Linked DNA regions of Homo sapiens: region 1 is linked to region 2. A link is a loop called in an ENCODE intact Hi-C map of the cell type or tissue named here. Cell type or tissue: MCF 10A. All regions are shown on one strand. Each heading gives the region's core, and the rest is flanking DNA. Links, peaks and the distances in the headings are about the cores only. Region 1 overlaps RBFOX2 (RNA binding fox-1 homolog 2). Region 2 has its middle 37 kb from the start of RBFOX2.

Region 1 (8,857 bases), core at 221-8,220, 220 kb after region 2:
AGAGACAGAAATTTACCTATCTAAAGGACACTTTTTCTTTTGAAACAGAGTTTCTTTCTTGTCACCCAGGCTGGAGTGCAGTGGTGTTATCTCGGCTCACTGCAACGTCTGCCTCCCGGGTTCAAGCAGTTCTCCTGCCTCAGCCTCCCAAGTAGCTGGGATTACAGGTGGGCATCACCACACCCAGCTAATTTTTTTTTTTTTGTATTTTTAATAGAGACAGGGTTTCACCATGTTGGTCAGGCTGGTCTTGAACTCCCATCCTCGGGTGATCCACCTCCTCGGCCTCCCAAATTACAGGCGTGAGCCACTATGCCCAGCCTAAAGGACACTTTTGATATTGAGGTATGCTCAGGTCCTCAAAATGCTGTAGAGTATATTAGGCTCTCCATTTCTTCATGGGAAGTTGACCTTGGTGTTAAGCAGTACACACACACACACACACACACACACACACACACACACAACTATATAAATTTATTTACTTATATAGTTTATACTTATATAGTTTGTGTAATTATATTAACTTATATAGTTTATACTTACATAGTTATATAATTATATTAACTTATATAGTTTATACTTATATAGTTTATGTAATTATATTAACATATGCAAGTTTATAATTATAGTGTATGTAATTATATTAACATATGCAAGTATAGTTTATACTTATATAGTTTATGTAATTATATTAACATGCAAGTTTATACTTATATAGTGTATGTAATTATATTAACATATGCAAGTATAGTTTATACTTATATAGTTTATATAATTATATTAACATGCAAGTTTATATAATTTATATAAATTGAATTTATTTTCTCATTCTGAATTAGTTTATTGTGTACCAACTGTTTTTTGAGTACCTACTGTGTGCCAGATACTATGCCAGACACAGGGATATTAGTGGTGAACAAGACAACAAAGTTTCCTGTAACTTAATAATAGAGGCATGGCATATTCGTGGCATGCCGTTGGATAAAGAGCAGTCTTCAATTTTCACAGATTAATCATGTATTATCTTCTTGACAACCCAGTTATTGATAAATTTGTTTACATCCCATCCATTTTCATATTTGTCTGAGAACCTTTTCCTTAATCCCTCACAGGGATGTGTACAATGTACACATAATTTCAGTTGTATGTATGACTCTAGTTATCTGGGGTTTGGGATTTCTTAAAGATATGAATAAGTTACCCAAAGACATGTAGTAATTTGTGAATTAAATTTTTTGATTTGCCTGGCCTCACTGATGTCTTAGTTTATGTTATTTGTGGTTTTGTGCTAAAGGTTTGACTTTGGGGAACAGGAAATAAATGAGGATTGTTTTTTATAAGCCTATAAGATCTAAAGCATTTGATTTCAAATTTCACACTCACTTTTTTTTTTTTTTGAATGGTGAATGGGTTCTATATGACTGAACTCTGCCTAAACTAGAGAAATAAAGTTAGGGAAATAATAGAGTTAGCTGTAATTTGACTTCATTTATGTTAAGGGGAATGTTGGGGCAAAGGATATTAAAGTGGTATTGTATTAGAGGTGCTTCTGGAAAGGTATTTAATATCTGTTAGGTGTAAATTGTTATTTACACTTAGTTAGGGTTATTGTGTGGGGGCGTGCCGTGAAGAGCCTTTATACCAACAAGTTTTTATTATTGCAGGAAATGCTCTCCCTTTAATGTTGCCTTTCACTTGGGTGTCAGAGGCAGCCTGGGAAAGTTGGAGCAAGCCCTGCCTTGTAGACAGGGACTCTTAGATCCACTTTTATAGCAGTGCTGGTATGTGGGTGGAAGGTAGGGAAGCTGAGTTACTTCTGTATGACAAGAACACCTAAAAAAAATTTTTTTTAAATGAGTGGGTATTATTTTGTCTAGAATCTGAACTATTCTAATAAAATTGAAAATAAAGCCTTTCTCCCACTCTTTTTGTACATCTTCCTTTCAGCTTCAGATTTCTGAAAGATACTGAAAATAAAACTGAAGTAAGGCCAGGCGCGGTGGCTCACGCCTGTAATCCCAGCACTTTGGGAGGCCAAGACGGTTGGATCACCTGAGGTCAGGAGTTCAAGACCAGCCTGGCCAACATGGTGAAACATATCTCTACTAAAAATGCAAAAAAAAAAAAAAAAAACTGCCGGGCATGGTGGTGTGTGCCTGTAATCCCAGCTACTTGGGAGGCTGAGACAGGAGAATCGCTTGAACCTGGGAGGTGGAGGTTGCAGTGAGCTGAGATCGTGCCACTGCACTCCAGCCTGGGCAACAGAGCGAGACTCCACCTCAAAAAAAAAAGTGAAGTAAATTTATAAATTTGAAGATATCTCCAAGTGCGCTCTTGGAAGAAAGAATGCTTTTATAATATTTTGATAACTACATAGGTGCTCTTCATTCTGATGTATCCATGTGTGAATAAATAAATGGCTAGAGTAATAGAAATCAAGGCATTATTGTTTGATTTCAACAAACATTCATTTACTGTGTATTCAGATACTGGGTTAAGAACTGGGGATATAGTATAAAACATGATTTCTACCCTCAGACTGCTCATAGTCTAGTCATAGTTATGCAGAACAGTAACTCCAACCGTTATGTACCATGGATTAGGTGCTAAGGTAAAGTATGCTCACAGATAAGGGTACCTAAACCAGATGTGGGAGCAAGTAGGGTCAGGAAAGGCTTTCTGGAGTAGGGGATTTCTGAAGTAAGCCTTGAAGGATGAATAACCCATATAGTCGGCCATATTCAAGGGAAAAAGAATAGAAACATGGTGTTCAGAAGAGATGTATGTGCTCAAAAATAGAAATGTGGGAGCCGTCAGGGTAAATTCTTGGTAACTGAAGTGATAGAATGAGTTGGAACACCTTGAGCAAGTGTGGTCAGCAATGTTAACTTCTTTGAGGTTTGGACCCTTTTGAGAATCTGATAAATACTACAGATCCTCTCTGCGTGGAAATGCATATAAGAAAAATTTCTACTGGGGTGCCTGTGTTAGGAACCATGCACTTTGGGTTAAGAACCTCTGGTGTGCAGTAAAAAGAGATCTGAGGATGACACCTTGCAAGTAACAACAACAATTGAGAGGATGGTAGAGGAGGAAGAAGAGTACGATGGAGAAGAGGGTGAACAGGGAAAGAGGAAAGTTAAGAAAGACTGGTATCATTTTAAGTTAAGAGTGAGAGTTTCCCAAAGGAGGGAATGCCAAATACCACAGACAAATCAAAGAAGACATAAAATGTCCATTAAATTTGGCCATGATTTGGAGGTCTTCAGTGACTTCAGTAAGGTAAATTTCAATTGAGTAGTATGGAGGAAAGGAAGCTGGGGTTCTGGAGATTGGATGAAACACTCAAAGAGTTGAGACTACAGGGAGAAGTACCTCTTTCCTTCATTTGTTTATTTAATAAATATTTCTTGAGTACTTACCACGTCCCAGACACTGTCCTGAAAGCTGGGGATTTGTCCATGGAGAAGGCAGGGCCTCCTTCATTAGCTGACATCTCATCGTGCCCACCCTGTTCCAAAGCTTCCCAGCCCCTGCCTGTCTCTCTCCTCCCAAACACACATACAGGAAATGTCCTAAAATGATTTTCTCCTTGGTACATTACCGGGCACATTCAGCCACCAGGGGACTCCAGTTTTGCTGGGTCAGACCCAGGCTGCTCAATTGCTCTTCTCTCTCTTGGACACCAGGGAGCAAATTGTCCTCTATAATACCAGGGACACACTTCAAAATATCATTGTGCCAGTCAGACCTCACTATGAGCCTGTCATTCAGTGAGTTTATAAAAATCATTGTAACATTTTTTTTAAGCTTGTACCAATTCTTTCCTGTAATAAATTTTTAAGCCTATTTGCACTGTAAAATATTGGTTCTAAATGTAGAAAAGTAGCATGAATTCCTGGCCTGAGGAAACCTTTATCCTAGTCTTGGACTTTTTGCATGTGGGGACCCCTCATTTGCCCTTTTCTTTAAAAACAAAATAAAACAAAACAAAAAAACTCCTTGGGGCCTTGTCTCTTTCCATGATGTATGGAGGCTGCAGTCACACCTAAGTGTCAAGGTAGCTGCTGCTTTTCTAAGGATGGGGGCGGGGGACATTGTGGGGGAGATGCTATCTTCTTAGTGCCCCAGGCTTTTTGTCAAGAATAGTGTAATAAACCAGAGGATTCAGAGAATGATACACAGTGATTCTGAGGTTTATTTCAATTATTAGAACTGAAAACACAGTTATCCCATTAGTATGATTCAAGATTTTTTCCAAAAATACACTGGGTTGCTCTTGCTTCCAGTGAAACTCACCTGCCCATTTTCTGCTTACTCACTTTGTCTTTAGAAAATTTGACTGCTTTTTATCTCCTTCTGATTGGCTTTTCAGTTGCAAATTCAGAGAGTACTATATATTCTGTGTTCCAGGTCACTTCTAAAAAGTGTTAAATAAGAACAGGCCTAGTACTTATCTATATTACTTTACTCAGCGTTTTTCCTAATATTTGAAGATCTCATTCTTTTTAAAATTATTACTATGGATTATGCCACAAGTATACAGATATCTGTAAAATGCACAGAATAGAGCCTGATATACTATGTTACATCAGTTTCTCCAGGTTCCACAGATGGTCCTGTATTTCCTGTGTTCCTTTCAGAATTGTTAAAATGATTATTAATTTAGGAGCGGGTGTAATGATGTTGTATTGGCAGTGTGCCAGCCAATGGTGTTATACAACACATTTTTTTAATTTTAAAATTTTAAAAATTGAATTCACAATAGAGATAGGGATTTGCCATGTTGCCTTGGCTGGTCTTGAGCTTCTGGGCCCAAGAAATCCACCAGCCTTAACCTCCCAAAGTGCTGGGATTACAGGTATGAGACACTGCGCCTGGCCAATACAGAACATTTTTAAAAGCCTGGTACTGCATGTTGCCAAACAGTCCTTATGGAGACAGCAAAAAACTATGTATTCTCAGTGTGATTTGTTATTTTGAATTTAGATTTCTGTAGATGTTTATTTTTTAAATGGAGAGCTCGTGTTGTTAGCCGTGGGCTTGTAAAAAATAAAAATAGATAAAAATTAAAAATGGGAAGCTTAATTTTGGAATTAATCTTTTTAACCTTTGGGTAGTCTTTTAGAAAGTATATCCTAAAAATACATAGCATAACTAAAATATCTCATAAATCCTTCAGAATGAGCTATTTATTAGAATGCTGTAAAAAATTAGAAAATCTTAATTTTATGAGACAACTGATAAACTCATCATTTTATAAATTGTTTTATTTGAATGTGTGATAATATAAAATAGGGAAATTATGAAGTTTATATTCAGAGGTTAAAGATTTTTCCAAGATCACTAGTAAAGGGCAGAATTAGACCAACTTCTGGACTGAACCACATCTTTGATGCATTTTTTAATTATATTATTTTAATAAGAGAACTTTAAAGAAACTCTTATTGTCAGTATTCTCCTAAACCTGTAGCTACAGCATTCTATAACAATTACTATTTACAATAATGACACAAATTTCTAGGGTATATATAAGAAAGGATTTACCTTTTTCAATAAAGGCTGAAACATAGAAGGCTGGAGAAAACAAAAGGTGAATTTTCAGTTAACCAAAATTTTATTGAAGCTGGAAGCCTTAAGCAAATTTGCATGCACCTTTGTGTATCTCTTAAGTTTCTTAAGCAGTCATATTTGTAGACACCTTTTTCAGAGTCTCCAGGTATTTTTTATAGTAGGAAAAAAATCATTTAAATTACCTCTCATTACCTGTGTCCTCTCTTTTAGTCCTTTGCTCTCACTAGGCTGGTTTGGTCTTCCAGGACAAGCAAGTTCTTGCATATTCCTGTTCCTTGAAAAACCTTCCAGTTAGTGGTCATGTAATAGCTTTTCACTTCTTCACATCTTTCTTGTTAAATCCACTGCATCTATAAACTGTACATCAGTAAAAATGTTTTATTAATATTAAAAATAATTTTGTTTCATTTCTTATTTGACATTCATGGCTGGAATCTCTTAAATCTGTATGAACTATAGTAAGCTGCTATGAATGCTTCCAGTGCTATATAATTAATTCCATCATCGCATCCTTAAAATATGCCAGCACATGGCGCTTGCCCCTCCCTACCTCCTCCCCCCTACACACACACACACACACACACACACGCACACACGCACACACGCGTGCGCACAGCGTACACCAAACTGCCATTCTCCAGCAGGCCTGCTTCTGGAGTTGGGAGATGTCAGCCTGCTGGGAGGGGGTGGGGGGAGGAGGAAGAGGTGGGGCTCTACTCTGATTAATTACCTTAGGCATTCAGGGGTGGGGCTTCCTTCAGCCATCTGCCTGAGATATGGGAGGGAGCTGGAGAAAGAAGGAGGGGGAGAGACTGCCAGAGAGGAAGAGAAAAGAAAGGAAGAAACATTAGAAAGAAAAAGGAAGGAAAACGGTATAAAGAGAGATCAATTACCCACCCTTAAATAGCTAGATTGGGGGGGGAGGGGGGTGGAAAAGAAAGCTGTGGAGGTGTGCCCCAGCACGGCTGCTTTGAAAGGTTTATCATCTATCCGTTTGGTTTATGGAGAAAAAGAAAATGGTAACTCAGGTAAGATTTGTGCTTCCTCGGCATGTTTCTTTTCTCCTCTCTGGGATCTAAATAAAGGTTTGAGGGTGGAGTATAGTAAGAAGAGTTTTAATCATTATTGTCTTCTTAGAACAGACCAGATTTATTGTTATCAGCTGAAAAGTCTGTGTCTGTTGAGTCCGTTTATGTGTGTGTTATGTATCCGTATCCTTTCTTCCCCCTCCCTCAACTCCATAGCAGATTCCTGTTTCCTGTACTGTGCAGCTGTAGCTCAGGAAAGACCCTGTGGGGATTTGTCTACCTCTTTGTCTTGGTTCTGAGAAGAGGGAGGGAGAGAAAGACTGCAGAGGTAGGAAGAGATTCTTGTAGACTGCCAAAAAGAGGGGAGCAGGATTCCTTTTAAGAATTTCAGAAGAATTTGTGTTATAGGGAAATCTGATTCCTTGTTCACTTTGGTTTCTCAGGATTGGCTATGGAATTGTAGTTTTGCTGTTACTCTAAACTGCTTATTAAAAATGAAGGTTAGAAAAGAATGTTTCATTTTCATGCCTTTGTTACTGGCAAAGAAAATTTTCAGTAGGAGCATTCAGGTGTGACAGAGGCAGGTAGAGCCCTCCTTGACAGGAGAACGAATCTGAATGTATAAATCACAATCACACAGGCTTTAAAATACATTTGAAGGAGAGAGAGTAGGAAATGGAAGATACCTCTCCTCCCTCTGTCTCCCCTCTCGTTTTTCTCTCTTCTCTTCTCTCTCTCCCACTCCCACTCACTCTCTCCCCCAACCCCCTCAATCCCCCTTTCTCTCCTCATCCTTTTCCCCTCTTTCTCCCTGCCTCTTTTTGGTTATGCCAGGCAATATCTAATCTGCATTTTAGCAAGTCATTCCTGACAAATGGAAAGGTGAATGCTCTTCCACAGTTCTCCCTGGCAAGGCAATTTTTCTTGTTAGCATCCTTCTGTACGCTCCATTACCCTTTTTCCTTTATGTATAGGTTAAGAGGAAATGATGAGGCTCTGATTTATCAATGAGAAATCATTTACACTGTAGGACATTCAAATCCTTTAGTCTCAGACTTAAGATCAGTTTCACTCCAGGTTTCTATGCTCTGTGGAAATTTCATCACTGGACAGTGCTTTCCTTTTAAGGAGGTTGCCCTTTTTTTGTGTTCTCTCTTCTCTTCCTCTCCCAGTAACCACCGGAGGGCGAGAGAGCCAGCTAGTTATCAGGATGGAGGCATCATTTTAGGAGCTGGAATCCTGTTTAGTTATATAATGCCCTGCAGTGCTGTTTGGAAGGAGGGAAACCTGTAGGGATATTTTCCCATTGGGACCCAGAGGAAAGAAGTTTCAAATATATCTTTTCAAAGTAATTTTTCACCAAATCTGAGTTTAGAAAATTTCAACAAACTCCTTCCTCTTTTGGAAAAGCGGAGAAGCTTTTGAAATGTTTCTCTTCCATGTGTTATCCCCTCATCATCAGTCTAATTACCTCTTTTGAAATACTGCTTTATGCTCTCGGCCTTAGCGCCATTTTTTTGGAAACCTCTGTGCCATGAGAGCCAAGTGGAGGAAGAAGCGAATGCGCAGGCTGAAGCGCAAAAGAAGAAAGATGAGGCAGAGGTCCAAGTAAACCGCTAGCTTGTTGCACCGTGGAGGCCACAGGAGCAGAAACATGGAATGCCAGACGCTGGGGATGCTGGTACAAGTTGTGGGACTGCATGCTACTGTCTAGAACTTGTCTCAATGGATCTAGAACTTCATCGCCCTCTGATCGCCGATCACCTCTGAGACCCACCTTGCTCATAAACAAAATGCCCATGTTGGTCCTCTGCCCTGGACCTGTGACATTCTGGACTATTTCTGTGTTTATTTGTGGCCGAGTGTAACAACCATATAATAAATCACCTCTTCCGCTGTTTTAGCTGAAGAATTAAAAAAAAAAAAAGAAAAGAAATACTGCTTTATTTTTTAAAAAAAATTTACATAAAAGATAAATCCTGTTTCTGGATTCTCTTTTTGCTTGGGAGATGATACTTGCTTAACCTTAGAGCCCTCATTCAATTTTTATTAACTGGCAATATTAGAGGGTAACAGCTCTCTTCTTGCTTAGCAATTACTGAAGGCTTTTCAATGACTTGACTTTTCATTATTTATTTTTTAAACTAGTGAAAGAATGATCTAAAATGGAAATTTTTATGATGAGTTTTCTATTGCCTCTTGGAACATTTCCCCTTAGTTTCTAGAGGAGCTGGTAAGTGTAGTGTGTGTGA
Region 2 (8,857 bases), core at 600-8,599:
AGTCAGAACAACAAGAAAAGTTAACTTTCCTCACTCTAGCTTTCTTGCTCCCTCCCTCACTCTTACTCTCTCTCCCACTGTTTTGTGTGTGTGTGTGTGTGTGTGTGTGTGTGTGTGTGTGTGTGTGTGTTTTGAGGCGGAGTCTCACTCTGTTGCCCAGGCTGGAGTGCAGTGGCATGATCAGCACACTGCAATCTCCGCCTCCTGGGTTCAAGTGATTCACGTGCCTCAGCCTCCCAAATAGCTGGGATTACAGGCCCACACCACCACACCCAGCTAATTTTTGTATTTTTAGTAGAGACAAGGTTTCATCATGTGGCCAGGCTGGTCTCGAACTCCTGACCTCAGGTGATCCACCTGCCTTGGCCTCCCAAAGTGTTGGGATTACAGGTGTGAACCACTGCGCCCAGCTTCCCGCTCTTTCCATCTACCTCACCCTCTCTCTCTATTCTGGCCAGGAGAGAAAATCTTTCTCAGAAGACTCTCCTTATATGTCATTGACCAGAACACGGTCACATGGTCACCTGTAACTGTAAAGGGAACCTGGGAAACCGAGCATCTGGCATTTTCCGCCTCTATGGTAGTCAGTAAACCTTGCTAGCCAGGAAGAAGGAGGGGAGTGGCTGGTGGCTAGGACCGTGGGAGTCCAGTGGGGCAGCAGCAGTGACATGGCCCTGAGGCAGTGACACAGGCAGCATCGTCGGTCTGGAGGAGAAACACGGACACAGCGTCTGGGAGCCTCCTAGTGAGTTCTGGACTGACCAAAGGACATGGGACAAATGCCAGGAGAAAGAAGAAGTCTGTTTTTGGTAGCTAAGGAGCACATGTGAGGGTCTCTGGGAGCAATAAAGGTAAATGGTGGGTCTGAGAGGGAAATTTTCAATAATTTTGCTAGAGACCAGTATAGCACAGTCATTAAAGCTGGATAGCACAGCTTTGGAAGCAGACAGCCCAGGTCTTAAATTCTGACACCCACTGACCAGCCGTGGAACACTGGGGCAATCATTTCACCTTTCCAGGCCTCAGTTCCTCTTTTGTAAATGAGCTAATAGCCATCCCTCCTTCACGAGGCTACTGTGAGGATTAAGTTACTTAATACAAGTAAAGCACAATACCTGCCATCTGCTATTCTCTTACTGTAAGGACTATAGTCATCCTGGTGGATGTGAAGTGAGTCCCGTGTGGTTCTGATTTGCCTTTTCCTTGATGACTAATTATGTCGAGCATCTTTTGTGCTTGAAAGTATTGTTTGCTTATTGGCCATTTGTTTATCTTCTTTGGATATTCAAGTCCTTTGCCTATTTTATTTTATTTTTTATTTTGAGACAGAGTCTCACTCTTGTCGCCCAGGCTGGAGTGCAATGGCGAGATCTCAGCTCACTGCAACCTCCATCTCCTGGGTTCAAGCGATTCTCCTGCCTCAGCCTCCCAAGTAGCTGGGATTACAGACTCTCACCACCACGTCCGGCTCAATTTTGTACTTTTAGTAGAGACGGAGTTTCGCCATGTTGGCCAGGCTGGTCTCAAACTCCTGACCTCAGGTGATCCACCCGCCTCGGCCTCCCTAAGTGCTGGGATTATAGGTGTGAGCCACTGTGCCTGGCCTACCTTTGCCCATTTTTAAATTGATCTGTTTTCTACTTGTTGTTGCAATAAGAGCTCTTTATATATTCTGGATACAAGGCCCTAATCAGATATATTATCTGATTATTTGCAAATGTTTTGTAGCAACGATTGTGCTATTACTATGGTTTGGTCAGTGTTATTGTGGCTCTGTCCTTCTGGTCCACGCAGAAGTAGATGTAGGCTGTTAAAATGAGGTATGAATCTTAGCACATAAACTTGATAGTGCAAAAACTGTGACTTTCTTCTTTTTTTTTTCTTTTCCTTGAGACGGAGTCTTGTTCTGTCACCCAGGCTGAAGTGCAATGGGGTGATCTCGGCTCACTGCCACCTCTGCCTAATGGGTTCAAACAATTCTCCTGCCTCAGCCTCCCGAGTAGCTGGGATTACAGGCACCCACCAGAACTAATTTTTGTATTTTTAGTAAAGATGAGTTTTCACCATGTTGGCCAGGCCGGTCTCGAACTCCCGACCTCAGGTGATCCACCCGCCTCGGCCTCCCAAAGTGCTGGGATTACAGGCGTGAGCCACTGCACCCAGCCCTCTTCATTTTTCAATATCTGAACTAAATTTCTTTATTGATTCTCCATTGCTGTTGATGATGGAAATGTAATCTCAGTCAATTTGGGATTTTCCTACCCTCCTCAGGGTTGCAGATGGCCGTTGAGGGACTCAGATTGAGCCAAGTCCTAGGAGAGGTATCATAAACGCCCCCCGGGCATCTGCCTGCTCTTGGGTCATTGCATCAGTCAGGGGTCAACTAGAGAAATTAAAGACACAGAACAAATAGGAGATATATGATATATGTATGATTTTATATTCTCTCTCCCTCTCTCTCCATATATACATGTATTTGGGGAGGGGGGTGGGGTGAGGGTGTAGGTGTGATTATTGCAAGGAATTGGTTTATACACACAGGGCTGGCTAGGCAAGTCCGAAATTTGTAGGGCTGGTTGTTAGGAAGGCTGGAACTCTTCAGCACAAGCTGAAATTGCTATTGGCTGGCAGAATTTCTTCCTCTTCAAGGGCACCTCAGTTCTACCCATAAAGTCTTTCAGACTCACCCAGATTATCTGGGATAATCTCCCTTACTTGAAGTAAACTAATTATAGACAAATCACATCTACAAAATGCCTTCAAGCAACATCTAGATTAGTGTTTGAGGCTAGGCATGGTGGCAGATCACTTGAGCCCAAGGGTCAGAGGCCAGCCTGGGCAACAAGGCAAAACCCTGTCTCTACAAAAAAAAAAACATTAGCCAGGATTTTTTCATTTAATTATTATTTTTTAAACTAAAAGAAAAAATAGATTAGTGTTTGATCAAATAACAGGAGACCATAGTTTAGCCAAGCTGACACATAAAACTGACAAACTGACACAAAACAGACCTTGGTCAATTTGAAATCTCTGATGTGCCCCACTCCACACCCCCACCTCCTGGGCCAGCCGCCTCCTCACCGCCCAGCACAGTGCGGGGGTGGGTGGGGAGGAGCACAGGGACCACCACCGGGTGGCCTGCCTTTCTTTTTTTTATTCTTTTTTTTTTTTTTGAGACAGAGTCTTGTTCTGCCACCCAGGCTGAAGTGCAGTGGGGTGATCTCGGCTCACTGCCACCTCTGCCTCCTGGGTTCAAGCGATTCTTTTGCCTCAGCCTCGAGTAGCTGGGATTACAGGTGCCCACCCCGACTAATTTTTGTATTTTTAGTAGAGATAGGGTTTCACCATGTTGGCCAGGCTGGTCTCGAACTCCTGACCCCAGGTAACCCGCCCGCCTCGGCCTCCCTAAGTACTGGGATTAAAGGCGTGAGCCACCGCTCCAGACCGCGTGGCCTGCGTTTCTATCCCATTCTGCTATCCCTAGCCGGGAGACATCGCCAAGTTACCTAACCGCCTTTTGCCTCAGTTTCCTTACTGTGCAACGGGGATAATCATAGTCTCCACTTCCTATGGTTGTTGTGAGGAGCAAATCGGCAGGAACAGGGAAAAAGTGCTTAGAACAGTGGCTGGCAGGGCTCAGTCAATATTCTCTCATCCTGCTTCCGCTCCACTCCGGGTGTAAGGGTCTTCCGGGGTCATCGAGATCTCAGCTCTCAGATGTCCACATGTAAGGGAGATCTTACAGGGAGATCTTTCCCTGCCCCCAGCGCATAGCTAGACAAGCGGGGTGGCCTGGAGAAGAGACCGCGCAGCACGTGGGCTGCGGACCCCGAAATCGCCCTGGCCGTGCGCGCGCGCCCTCTAGAGGACGTCAGGGGAACCTCCCGTGAAGGAGAAACTACGATTGTTGGGGACCCTGGCAACTTTGCTGGGGAACAGAGAGTCACATAAAGAGAAGGCGTTTTCTTGTCCCTCTCACTTCAAAAGATACCTTTAATAGGCACGTCCTGGGCTCCCACAGCTCTCAACCGAGAGGGAGGCGCGCCATGGCCTATTGACACCCGGGGGACGGCGCCAGCAGGGGCGGCCTCCAGGGGGCGCCACGGAGCTGCTGCTCCGGCCTCTCGAGAGCAGTGGGCGGCGGGACTCAGGCCCGTGCCCGCGCCACTGGGCGTTCTTGGAAAACGCTGATTTCCTGCCATGAAATGGGCGGAGACCTCGAGAGTTTGCAATCCGGGGTATTGCTAGCTGCCAGCCGGAGGGACATCAGTCACGTGACCGCGTTCTGCCTGCAGGACCCGCTGTGAGCTCCTCCGAGCCAGGCTTCTACCTCCGCCTCCCTCGCTTGATTCCCGGACGAGTATGTCTTTAGATTTGGTCGTGCCTGTCTCCTCCCTTCTCCCTGATGCCCCAGAGGGAGCTTTAATTAGCCTCAGTGCTGCCTGACTGGAAAGCAGTCCGATGGTGAAAATCCCCTGCTGTCAAATTATCTGGGATCCCAGCCTGGCCTGTCTGGTGATGTGGCATGTTATATGTCGCAGTGGTTGACGCTGGCCACAGCAGGCTGGAGGGAAAGGAGAGGATCAGGACAAAAAGTGACACCTCGTGAGGGTTTGTGAATTCTTGCCCCTTTACTAACGTCCCAGCCAGGGTTTCTGGACCAAACTGGTGCTCTCAGACTCTGAAATCCTGCCTCAGAGGTGAAGAGGCACCCCCTGTCCCCTGCCCCTACAGGCCTCTCCGTGGGTTCATTGGAACTTCACGCACGTAGGGCCCCAAAAGCTCCCCGCAAGCTGGAAGAGAAGCAGGCGAGGGTCAGGGAAGGAGCTTGAGTTTTGGAAAAAAGCAGACCTGAGACAGGGACTCGAATCTTGTTCCTGCTAATAACTGGACCCTGGATAAATTCTTAAGTTCTATAAGCCTCAGATTCCTCATCTGTAAGATAAGCATCATAATTCCTACTTCTCAGGATTAAAGAAAATATATGGGAAGTGCCTAGCACAGAACCTAGCATGTAGTGAATAGCTAATAAATATGTGTTGAAGAAATGAATTAGCTAACTAATTAAGTCAATAATCAATGAATATTCTAAGTAGTAGAATCTCAAGCTCACAGACCCATAGAACTGGAAGCATCTTAGAGATCACGGTCCAACCCCTTTATACTAGATGTTTAGAGTACTTCCAGATCCAAGTATCATGGCAGAGTGTTTAAGAATGTGGACTAGGCCAGGTATGGTGGCTCACACCTGTAATCCCAGCACTTTGGGAGGCCAGGGTGGGTGGATCACCTGAGGAGTTCGAGACCAGCCTGGCTAACATGGCAAAACCCCGTCTCTACTAATAATACAAAATCAGCCAGATGTGGTGGCACACGCCCGTAATCCCAGCTACTCGGGAGGCTGAGGCAGGAGAATCGCTTGAACCTGGGAGACTGAGGTTGTAGTGAGCCAAGATCAAGCCATTGCACTCCAGCCTGGGCGACAAGAGCGAAACTCCATCTCCAAAAAAAAAAAAAAGAGAGAGAATGTGGACTATAGGGCCAAGCTGCTTTGGTGCAAACTCTTGCTCTGATGCTAACTAGTGTGTGATCTTGGGCAAGTTATGTAATCTCTCTTTACCTCAATTTCCTCTTCTGTAAAATGGGGATAATGGCATCTGCGTCCTAGGTTGCTAGAAAGAGAAAGAATAAGAGAATACCTTAAAAAACACCTAAGGCAGTACATGTTAACTATTGTATCAGGTGCCATCAGGGATTATGTCAGGCTCCCATCGTCTTGTCCAAAGATTAGTGGTATTCAACTTTTTTCAAACAAAAACGTATGTAAATGTCAAATTATTCATCCATTGGTTCAAAATAAATGTTGAGTATCTGCTCTGGGCTAGGGCTCATTCTAGGTATTGAGGAATACAAACTAAGCGTCTCTATTCTTATAGAGCTTACATGCTACTGGAGGGGAACATAAAATATACAAACAAATGAAAATAAATCTGTAACACATCAGGTTGTGATGAGGGCTAACCAGAAGAGTAAAGCAGGATAAAGAGAGATGCAAATAGGAAATGTGTACATGGGTTCAGGGAAGCCCTCTCTGATAAAGAGACGGTTGAGCAAAGATCTGAAGCAAGTAGGAGAGTAATCACTGTTGATATCCGGAAGGAAGAGCAATCCAGGCAGGGGGAACAGCCAGTGCAATGGCCCTGAGGTAGGAGAGTGCTTAGCATAATCAAGGACAGCATGACTGGAGGAGAGGGAGCAAGGGAGAGGGTGGTAGATGAGGTCAGAGAGGTAGTCAAGGATGGTGAGAAGTGGTTGGATTATGGGAACATTTTAAAGATGGAGGTGGCCAGGCATGGTGGCTCATGCCTTTAATCCCAGCACTTTGAAAGGCCGAGGTTGGTGGATCCCTTGAGTTCAGAAGTTCGAGAGCAGCCTGGCCAACACGGCAAAACCCCATCTCTAATAAAAACACAAAAATTAGCCGGGTGTGGTGGCACATGCCTGTAGTCCCAGCTACCCAGGAGGCTGACGCAGGAGAATTGCTTGAACCGGGGAGGGAGAGTTGCACTGAGCCGAGATCATGCCATTGCACTCCAGCCTGAGCAACAGAGCGAGACTCCGTCTCAAAAAAGAAAGAAAGAAAGAAAAAAGATGGGGCTAACAGGATTTGCTGCTGGATTTAATGCCTTCATTGTTTTTGGCCTAAGCAACTGGAAGAATGGAGTTGCTATATATGTATTTATTTGTTAGATGAGGAAGACTCTAGGAATAAGTTTAGATTGAGAGAAATCAAGAATCCATTTTGGGACACATTAAGCTTGAAGCCCATTAGAGAGGACAGCCAAGACTATAAGGAATTTAGATGAAAGTGATACTGCTATGGGGAGGAGCAATGGGTGGGTGAGTGTGGGCAGATAGCCAACATGTCCTGTCATTTCTACTTATAGAATGTTCCTTGCAAAAATACTCTCCTCTCCTATTCCCAATCCCATTGCCTTTTTTTTTTTTCTTCTGGAGACAGGATCTTGCTCTATCACCCAGGCTGGAGTACAGTGGCGTGATTTTGGCTCACTGCAGCCTTGACCTCCCAGGCTTAAGCGATCCTCCCAGCTCAGCCTCCCAATTAGCTTGGACTACAGGCGTATGCCACCATGTCAGGCTAACTTTTGTAATTTTTGTAGAGATGAGATTTTGCCATGATGCCCAGCCTGCTCTTGAACTTCTCTGAGCTCAAGCAATCCTCCTTCCTTGTCCTCCCGAAGTGTTGGGATTATAGGCATGAGCCACTGCATCCAGTCCCCTTCCATTCTTATGTCTCACTCCCTGACTGGGGCACCTGCGCGCAACCTGGTTCCACTCTGGCCTTGCTTCCACACTGCCTTTAGAAGGATCTTTCTAGTATAAAATCTCCCCTCTTGTTCAAATCTGACGCTGACTTTTCTTTCGTTGTAGCTCATTTTAGCAATGGTTTTCAAACTTTTTGGTCTCAGGACCCCTTTACAGTTATAAAAGTTAATGAAGAGCCAGGTGCGGTGGCTCAAGCCTGTAATCCCAGCACTTTGGGCGGCTGAGGCAGGTGGATCACTTGAGGTCAGGAGTTTGAGACCAGCCTGACCAACATGGTGAAACCCTGTCTCTACTAAAAAAATGCAAAATTAGCCAGGTGTGGTGGTGCATGCCTGTAATCCCAGCAACATGGGAGGCTGAGGCAGGAGAATCACTTGAACCTGGGAGATGGAGGTTGCAGTGAACCAAGATCATGCCATTTGCACTCCAGCCTAGGCAATAAGAGTGAAACTCCATCTCAAAAAAAAAAAAAAGAAAAAAGTTATTGACGACTCCAAAGAGCTTTTGTTCATGTAGGTTATATCTATCAACATTTACCAGATTAGAAATTGAAAGTGAGAATATTTCAAAATATTTATTTATTTATTTAAAAATAGGCCAGGCATAGTGATTCACGCCTGCAATCCCAGTACTTTGGGAGCCCAAGCCTGGCGGATCACTTGAGGTCAGGAGTTCAAGACCAGCCTGGCCAACAGGGTGAAACTTTGTCTCTACTAAAAATACAAAAATTAGCCAGGCATAGTGGCAGGCACCTGTAGTTCCAGCTACTTGAGAGGCTGAAGCAGGAGAATTGCTTGAACCCGGGAGGCAAAGGTTGCAGTGAGCAGAGATTGTGACACTGCATTCCAGCCTGGGCAACAGAGCAAGACTCCATCTCAAAATAAATAAATAAATAAAATAAAATAGTAAGCTCATTACATGTAAATATTTTTGCGAAAAATAGCTAAATCTTCCAAGACAAAAATAATTGGTGAGCAACATGGCATTGTTTTACAGCTTTGCAAGTCTTTTTGTTGTTTGGCTTAAATAGAAAACATCTCAATTCTCATCTTTGCTTCTGCAGTCAATCTGTTGCAATTTATTGTTTTGGTTGAAGTTTATGAGAAGATTGGCCCTCACATAAATATGTACTTGGGGGAAAATGAGGGCTATTTTTATGGCCTTTCAGATAATTGTCTTCTTTAATACTACACCAAAACTCAACTTGTGATAGCTCAAGTGATAGTTTCGTAAAGGTTAGTTGCAATGTGGGATACGGCTTCAATATACATAGACTTTTCTTACTCTGTTACATTGAAATCCATTGATCTAGCTTGCTTTTTTTTTTTTTTTTTTTTTTTGAGATGGAGTCTTGCTCTGTCGCCCAGTCTGGAGTGCAGTGGTGCAATCTCGGCTCACTGCAAGCTCCGCCTCCCAGGTTCATGCCATTCTCCTGCCTCAGACTCCCGATTAGCTGAGACTACAGGCACCCGCCACCTAGCCCAGCTAATTTTTTTGTATTTTTAGTGGA

What was found. Peaks named below come from ENCODE experiments on the same cell type or tissue, not always from the same donor. Only the 100,000 strongest peaks of a DNase experiment are listed, where the experiment ranks them.
Region 1: a loop joins it to region 2, with 6 times the contacts of the local background. A loop is called at or near these places in 7 of 110 quality-filtered maps.

Annotation. Positions count from the first base shown.
Region 1 is chr22:35,837,940-35,846,796 of GRCh38, reverse strand. All of the region lies in intron 2 of RBFOX2 (RNA binding fox-1 homolog 2), which reads left to right. It also overlaps the pseudogene RPL41P3. Among named protein-coding and RNA genes, the nearest start is that of APOL5, 120 kb to the right of the region's middle. In MCF 10A, for the core only: CTCF peaks have their summits at 3,611 (motif pointing right) and 7,816 (motif pointing right); DNase peaks (open chromatin) are centred at 3,636, 6,256 and 7,776.
Region 2 is chr22:36,061,312-36,070,168 of GRCh38, reverse strand. No RefSeq gene overlaps it. Among named protein-coding and RNA genes, the nearest start is that of RBFOX2, 37 kb to the right of the region's middle. In MCF 10A, for the core only: CTCF peaks have their summits at 3,763 and 3,964; a DNase peak (open chromatin) is centred at 4,188.